Regions from separate parts of the Homo sapiens genome. Here region 2 is linked to region 1. The links are chromatin contacts, found by Hi-C in ENCODE. All regions are on one chromosome and are shown on one strand. The core of a region is the stretch at or near the end of the contact, and the rest is flanking DNA. Distances in the headings are between cores, read along the strand shown. Region 1 holds the start of SPCS2 (signal peptidase complex subunit 2). Region 2 holds the start of RSF1 (remodeling and spacing factor 1).

What was found. A loop is a pair of places that touch in the nucleus more often than their neighbours do. Pooled maps may share reads with other maps.
Region 2: a map of CD8-positive, alpha-beta T cell shows a loop between it and region 1 (26-fold over the local background). The contact joins the promoter of RSF1 here to the promoter of SPCS2 in region 1. A Hi-C loop is called at or near these places in 2 of 168 maps with a recorded cell type or tissue (CD8-positive, alpha-beta T cell and naive thymus-derived CD4-positive, alpha-beta T cell) and 7 of 50 pooled maps.

Annotation. Positions count from the first base shown.
Region 1 is chr11:74,947,197-74,951,150 of GRCh38, forward strand. SPCS2 (signal peptidase complex subunit 2) reads left to right here and starts at 2,070. Exons shown (of 5, transcript NM_014752.3): 1 at 2,070-2,203. The coding sequence starts at 2,090. XRRA1 (X-ray radiation resistance associated 1) reads right to left here and starts at 1,895. Exons shown (of 19, transcript NM_001378157.1): 1 at 1,732-1,895. RefSeq lists enhancers at 1,263-2,117, 1,615-1,664, 1,785-1,844, 1,975-2,194, 2,118-2,972 and 1 more.
Region 2 is chr11:77,819,203-77,823,174 of GRCh38, forward strand. It overlaps RSF1 (remodeling and spacing factor 1), which reads right to left and starts at 1,520. Exons shown (of 16, transcript NM_016578.4): 1 at 1,326-1,520. The coding sequence starts at 1,512. It overlaps AAMDC (adipogenesis associated Mth938 domain containing), which reads left to right and starts at 1,942. Exons shown (of 4, transcript NM_024684.4): 1 at 1,942-2,039. RefSeq lists enhancers at 1-874, 170-279, 875-1,847, 1,400-1,569, 1,580-1,719 and silencers at 910-999, 1,140-1,229, 1,820-1,979.

The sequences.
Region 1 (3,954 bases), core at 820-3,319:
TCACAGGGTAGGTGACATTAAAGCTGGATCTTGAAAGATGAGAAGTTGGCCTGGTGTGGTGGTTCATGCCTGTAATCCCAGCACTTTGGGAGGCCGAAGCAGACGGATCACTTGAGGTCATGAGTTCAAGACTAGGCTGTCCAACACGGCGAAATCCTGTCTCTACTAAAAATATAAAAATTAGCCAGGTGTGGTGGCATGTGCCTGTAGTCCCAGCTACAAAGACTACAGCTTGGGAGGCTGAGGCACAAGAACTGCTTGAACCCAGGAGGCAGAGGTTGCAGTGAGCCAAGATCCCACCACTGCACTCCAGCCTGGGTGACAGAGTGAGACTCTGTCTCAAAAAATAAAAAATAAAATAAAAAGTGACTAGGGCAATGCTGTATCATCTCACTTTATTTTAAATAAAAGAAAAATGAGAAGTTGTAAAAGATAAACTGCAACAACAAGCTACAGGGGATCTGACTAGTGTCCACGGATTGCTTCACAGAGGTAATGAAATATCATCTGATGTTATTGCTATTTAGTGATATTTATTTTCTTTTTAGTAATAATTTAGTTATTTAGTGATAATTATTTTCTTTTCTTTCTGATCTCGGCTCACTGCAACCTCCGCCTCCCCGGTTCAAGCAATTCTCCTGCCTCAGCCTCCCAAGTAGCTGGGATTACAGGTGCCCGCTACCACGCCCGGCTCATTTTTGTATTTTTAGTAGAGACGGGGTTTCACCATGTTGGCCAGGCTGGTCTTTAACTCCTGACCTCAGGTGATCCGCCTGCCTTGGCGGGGATTACAACCATGAGCCCCCACGCCCGGCCGAGATAATTATTTTCACATGAATTTTGGCTTCCCCAAGACAAGTTTTTGTCTGTTTTATTCAGGGATATATCCCTGGTGACTAGAATAGTGCCTGTTACATAGTAAGAAACTCAAAAATATTTGTTTAATTCTTTAGACGCTTATGGGGGATATATAGGAATTAAAAAACAATACAACGTAATAGAGCATGGTATAATACAATACTGCTATTTGATAACTCTGTCATGGAGTAGTAGTTCCACCAGAGTAGCAACCAGGTCTATCTTGATCCCCTGTATCCGTTAGTACAATATTGGTGCTCAATATACATTTGTGAAAAAAATTAATTAAAATACAACGTAATAGAGCATGGTATAATACAATACTGCTATTTGATAACTCTGTCATGGAGTAGTAGTCCACCAGAGTAGCAACCAGGTCTATCTTGATCCCCTGTATCCGTTAGTACAATATTGGTGCTCAATATACATTTGTGAAAAAAATAATTAAAATCTAGAATACTATTACATCCTAAAACCGTAAAAGCAGAGTGTCAGAAGGGATATATATTGGTTTTGATTTTTTTTAAATGCCGGCTTGAAAACCGAGTTCAGATACATGCTATCTGGCTTTGGGTAGGTTCTTTAGTTTCCTCCTCATCTAACAGGGCTGTTGTGGGACTCAGTGAGAGAGAGGATGGCTGGAAGTGCACATAGGATACTGCCTGGCAGACTGTAGGCACTCAGTAAACGCGAGTTCTCCGTTAACACGAAAACATTACAAACAGCTAAAATGACAGCTGCTTGAGAGAATAATCGGTAAGTGCCACAACCGGGCTAGAAAAGGATGAAGGACAAGCTCCTGCCCACTCCTTTGGAAACTCCACACCTGGGCCGGAGAAAGACTCGAATTCGAAAACTAAGTTTCAGTCGCACCTGCCTCCGGCGTCGCTTCAGCCTCCGAGGGGTCTGCGGAGGCGACGTCCCAGTCAGGAGGGATGCGCGCCTGCGAGCCCCCCGGGGATCTCGGAGCCGCTCCACTGCGGTGCCTGCCGCTATCTTCCCCACGCCTTAGTAACTGCGACGCGACGGCAGACAGTGTAGGCGGCAACCGACGGCCGGGACGTCTAACCTCAAGTCCCAGCAAGCCCCGCGGCCACGTCCTCTGACTACCTCGCGCCAGCAAGACCCAAACTACGGATCCCGATTGACTCCGCGCGGCGCGTCACGCTGTCAGCTCCAGCCAATCGGCTTCAGACAAGTCGGAGGGGAGGGAGACGCAGAGGCGGACAAGATGGCGGCGGCAGCTGTACAGGGCGGGAGAAGCGGTGGTAGCGGAGGCTGTAGTGGGGCTGGTGGTGCTTCCAACTGCGGGACAGGAAGTGGCCGTAGCGGCTTGTTGGATAAGGTGAGGAGCCGGTTCTTGGGAACAGTTGAATCCTGGGGAGGCCTGGGAGGCGGCGAGCCAACCTTCCCATCCCGGTCTCCCTTATTTTCTACGGCCTTTTGAGGGGAGCCCTTGTGTGACCACTATCACAACCCTACGCACGCTTGGAGCCTGCCCTTGCCCTCATCACACTTCAAACCTGGACCCGGTCCTCTTTAGAACTTCTTCTTTTCTCGCAAGTGTTCTGGTCCTGGTCGCCACACCTTTTTCGGTAATTTGATTTTTCCTATATTTAATCGTGTCCATCTCTTTTCTCCTGGGGGGCTGGGTGCACTGTTGTCAGTGCCCATTTCACAGACACGGAAAACCGAAGCCCAAAGATTAAAGAATCAGTATCCCCCAAACTCTCTACCACCATCACCCTTGCGTGCTGCTACAGATTCCAAAGTGCTTCTTGTCCTTTTGCTTACTGAAGTTTTTAGGCGTTTTATCATGATAGGCGAATACTGAAAATATTTGAGTATTGACTGTTCTACTGGGCTGACAAGAAGCCTTTAAGATTTTTCTTTTTTTCCTGTTGTTTTTCCCCGCCCTCTCCTCTCTTCCCTCCACCTCCCTCTTTGCTACCAAGTGCACTGCTGCCCGCTCACGCTTGCCCCTTTCCTCCCTCTGCTCATCCAAAAAAATTTTTTTTAACTGCAGTCCTAGCAACAAGGGTTTAAAAGAAAAGAAAAAAAGGAAAACTGTCCCTGGGTTGGCCTTTCTTGCTCTTTGCACAGCATCTTGGAAGAAACAGTTGCACGGAGAACAACGTCCTGGTGTTGATTTTGCCTCTAATTAGCTTTGTGACCTTGAAATATGCTTGCTCTCTCTATATCTGTTTTCTCATCTGCAAAGTGAGAGATTTAGCCTTAAAATGAGGGACTTAACTCTAAATTCCCTTCCAGTTCTCTCATTGTAGGGCCCTGGGCTGGTTTGATGAGAATTGTTAAGCATGGTGTCTTTAATATAGTAAGCAGAATTTTTGAATATAATTGAAAACAGCTTTCAGACTTCCCTGTGCATAACACATGGTAGGTGCTTAAGAAATGAAAACATGATTATGTTGAGGGGTTAAGATCCAGGTCTTTTTACTTGTCTTTTTGAGTGTCATTGGTTTTGAAAGACATGGTTCTCACACTCTTCTCTTGTGAGAGGGGTCACGCTCCATTGCCCAGAATGGATCTTAGCTCACTGCGGCCTTGAACTCTTAAGCTTAGGTGATCTTCCCACCCCAGCTTCCTGAGTAGCTGGGACTGCAAATGTGCACCACTATGCCTGACTAATTTTTTTGCTTTTAACTTTTCTGTAGAGTCAGGGTCTTACTGTGTTGCCCTGGCTGGTCTCAAATTCCTGGGCCTCAAGAGATCCTCCCACCTTGGCTCCCCAAAGTGCTGGGATTACAGGCATAAGTCACCATGCACCTGGCCTCACACTCAAACCTTAAGATACAGAAACATATTCTGGAGGTTGGGATGGTAAATTGCTTCAAGACATGTGAGAGTATGGGGAATTGATGGTCATTTGTGTACACAAATCCTTCCCTCTTGCTAGGTAAGCACCTCATAGCCTGTGCTTACCTGCCCCACTAACTGCTCTTGCTCTTCCTTGCACTTGGATCATCATCAGCAAACATTAAGTATGGGCATTCTGCTAAGGCAGTATAGAATACTATTATTATGGAATAGTGTATATGGCACCATTGTGTTATTGAAAGAACCCGGATGTGGGGA
Region 2 (3,972 bases), core at 270-2,769, 2.9 Mb after region 1:
CAATAACCAATCCACTTTGGCCAGCTAATATGGACAAAAAAAGAGACCTATTTGGAAAACGTTTCTTCTCCAGCCAAGGGCTGTTTCCAGATAAAGGCAATGCTCAGAGTATAACAAAAAAGCCTTCTCTGAGGAAAGAAAAGTGCCAGAAAAGGAGAGGCAGGGATCGGGAATAAATGGGGGTGAGTATAAGCACTCAGTGTGAAGGCTGGAGGCAGCAGGCGCAGCGCTGAGATGCTCCAGCAAAAGAACCAGCAGCAGCAGCAGGAAGTTTCAATGGGGCCGGGCAGAGCATGCGCCCTGCACCCGCGCGGTGGCCTTATGTGGAAGGAGCACCACTTGCGAACACCAATAATAGACCAGCGGCACCAGAGAGAGAAACATGAGCAACAAGCACCTTCTTCAACTGTTTCCCCCTCCGTCAGAGCCCCTCCTCCAGCTTACATACTAACCACCCCACCCTACCGTGCAAATGGGAGGGAGACGACTTCTTCGCCTAAGCCCGGCTGCCAAGATGAAGGGGGAAGGGATTGGAAAAGTGGGGAGATGCTCGCCTATTATTTTGGGGGAGGTGGGGAGAGGAAGGAGAACTATGGAGGAGGAATTAACCCTCTCCTCTCCACAGTGGAGCTGAACCGACTTCGCCCCCCTACCGAGAATGGAGAAGAACCCCCTCCCGTGGGGGAGGAGCAGACCTCCCCACTTCAAGGAAGGAGTTTTAGGGGTTAAAGCAGCCCTCGAGGGGAAGGGAAAAGGGACAAATCTCTCAGGGGAGTTCCCAACAGAGGGAGGGAGAGTTGAGTGTCCGCTGGCCCCCGCCCACCCAGGTGAAGGGAGATAAGGAGGTGTCCGGAGCAGCCGAGCCCAGCCTTCCCCGAGATGGTCGGGAAGACTGGTGGGAGGAGGGGAGGGAGTAAGGGTGGGGAGGAGGAGAAAAGCGCAAAGCTGGCCGGAACCTGCGCTCCCCTTCCCCCGCCGCCAAGGGGGAGACGGGGTGGGGGGCCGCCCTCCGCCGCGGAGAAGCAGTCCCCGGGGCTGCCGACCGGCACAATGACCCCTCCCCGCCTCCAGCCCACACCTAGCCCGCAACGCCTCCACCTCAGCTCCCCGCCCGGCCGAGTGGCCCTAGGGGGCCTCCGCCCCGCCTCCCCACTGCCCAAGACCCCGGGGGCTGGGCGGAGAAGACCAGCCCGGCGGAGTTGCGTCCCAGGGGGAAGACAGAGCCGCGGAGGCCCGAGCCGCGAAGAACCGGGGCGCCTGTGAAGAGCGGAGAGTAGCAGAGCGCCAGGGCCGCTTCCCGCCGGGCGTTCGGGCCCCTCGCTTACCTTCTCCGTTGCCGACGTCCGGCGGCGGCGCCTGCAGCACCCGCTCCAGCTCAGGGAACGGCAACTCAGGCAGGTCTAGCAGCGGCCCGTAGCGCTCCAAGAAGGAGCAGACTACGGCGAAGTTGGGGCACGAACCCGGGCAGCCCGGAGGAGCCATCACCGCCGCCGCTGCCGCCGCCGTCGCCATTTTGAACTGGAGGATGGAGGAGGAGGCGATGGGGGGGCGGGGGAAGTTGTGGTGCCGAGGGATGGCAAGGCAACCTTACAGACGACAGGAGGCGCTCTCAAGTGGGCTCCTCTGCGGATCCCAGCGTCTCAGGGACGGCTCCGCGATCCCACAATACATCGGCGGCCCGGAGCAGTCGAGAACCGAGTCAGACGGGAGACAGAGCGGCCCTCGGCGCCTTTCACTTTCCGCCCTCTTTCCGCCCCCTTCTCTCCTCCCCTTCGGGCTTGCCACTGCCTCGTGTGACAGGGGGAATGAAAACAAGGGAAGCGGGGCGGGGAGGCGGGCTGGAAGCGGGAGGGGCGGGACTTCTCGAGAACAATGGCCAATGGACGCAGAGGGGGCGGGGCCTCGGGCGCTGTTCAACTGCAGGGCGTATTCCCGGAGGGCAGTTGGGGAGCGCAGATCCCGAAGCAGCGCTGGGAGCGTAAGTGCGGGCAGAGCACTGCGCCGTTTGGGAACGCAACTTTGAGGAGACAGTGCGGTGGGTGAGTTTGCGGGGGAATCCTGAAACTGGGCCACGAGATGGTGGAGAGGTTGAGGAGAATTAATAAACAGAAAAAGGGAATAGGGCGGGGGAAAGCACAGTTGTGGGAGAAGGTTGGGAAGGGGAAAGGTAGAGGTGTGCCCTTAATTAGGGGCTGGGCTGGGACCTCGGTAAGATGTCTCTGTGGAAGTTTGCCGACGGGGTATTGCTCTCTGCTGGGGTACAGGAATCGCAGCTTTGCTGGAAAAGCAGGATCTGAGGGAACGGAACTCTGGGGGAATCGTCGGAGTGAGGAGTTGGGGCCCTGCTGGGAGAAGAGGATCTGAGGAGACCAGGCTCTGCTAGGGGGCCATGGTGTGAGGGGAAGGGGCTCTGTTCAGGGACCAGAATCGGAGTGTGGGCTGGGACTCCATTGAGAGGCGGAACATGACAGGAGACGGTGGAGCAGCGAAAAGTTTGTTAGAAGACAGGGTTCCACTTCGGGGCGGGGCGGGGGCAGTGAACATTCCCACAAAGAACGCCAGAGAGAAACTACCAATAATGTAAAATAGAATGTGCAGCCTGAGAAGCAGCAGTACACGTTATGCTTAGAAGCCTGAGCTTTGGATTCAGCCAGGCCTGAGTCCTAGCGGGGCTACTTCATGACACTGTGGAGGTTTCTTTATTTCTTTGAACTCCTTAGAGTGGGGTGATAATAGTACCTACATCATACGGTATTACTAGATAAATCACAGTAAAGTGATTAGCACAGTGCCGTAGCACATAGTGAGTACTTTAAAAATATTAGTTATCAAAAAAGGAGTTCCTATAATTTAGACTGAATTCCGCTATATTTATTTAGTCTATAATTTATTACTTTGAGAATTTTCTGAGTGCATTTAAAACTCAATGTAGTACCTAATTCCTAAAAAGAATTTGGCCGGGCGCGGTGGCTCATGCCTGTAATCCCAACACTTTGGGAAACCGAGGTGGGTGCATCACCTGAGCTCTGCAGTTCCAGACCAGCCTGGGCAACATGGTGAAACCCCGTCTCTAGTAAAAATAACGAAAATTAGCCGGGAATCCTTGGGAGGCTGATGCAGGAGAACCCCTTGAACCGGGGAGGCGAAGGTTGCAGTGAGTCGAGGTCGCGCCACTGCACTCCAGCCTGAGCGACAGAGCAAGACTCCACCTCAAAAAAAAAAAAAAAAAAAAAGAATTTGAAGCAAGGTACAACACAAACCATGTAAAAAAGAGAAATCTGTAATTATAGAAAGATAAGAAATAGATGGGCAAATAATTATATGAGTAACAGGGAAAATGGTCACACAAACACCGAATTTTTTTCTTCATTTCCAGGTTTTAAAAAGGGGAAAAACCATAAGGGTGTGTATTATTCCCATTATCTAAAGAAAGAATACTCAATTTATCAAGAGAAAAATTCTATATTGTAAGAAGAATTTATTGCCTTGAATAGTGATTCATAGTCTTGAGTGGTATACAAACCGTTTTTAAAGGAAAAAAGTTCTTTTGAAACTTGGCAAATACTTTTGAAAATTTCACTGTAAGAAATACTGATGTAAGAAATCAAAGTCTAAAGAACACTGTAAATGTACTTAATGCCACTGAAGTATACACTTAAAGTGGTTAAAATGGCATATTTTATGTTACATGTATTTTACGACAATAAAAAAGCTTTTAAGAAATTAAAATCCGCCGGGCGCTGTGGCTCACGCCTGTAATCCCAGCACTTTGGGAGGTCGAGACGGGCGGGTCACGAGGTCAGGAGATCAAGACCATCCTGGCTAACGCGGTGAAACCCGTCTCTACTAAAAATACAAAAAATTAGCCGGGCGTGGTGGCGGCGGGCCCCTGTAGACAGCTACTCGGGAGGCTGAGGCAGGAGAATGGCATGGACCCGGGAGGCGGAGCTTGCAGTGAGCCAAGGTTGTGCC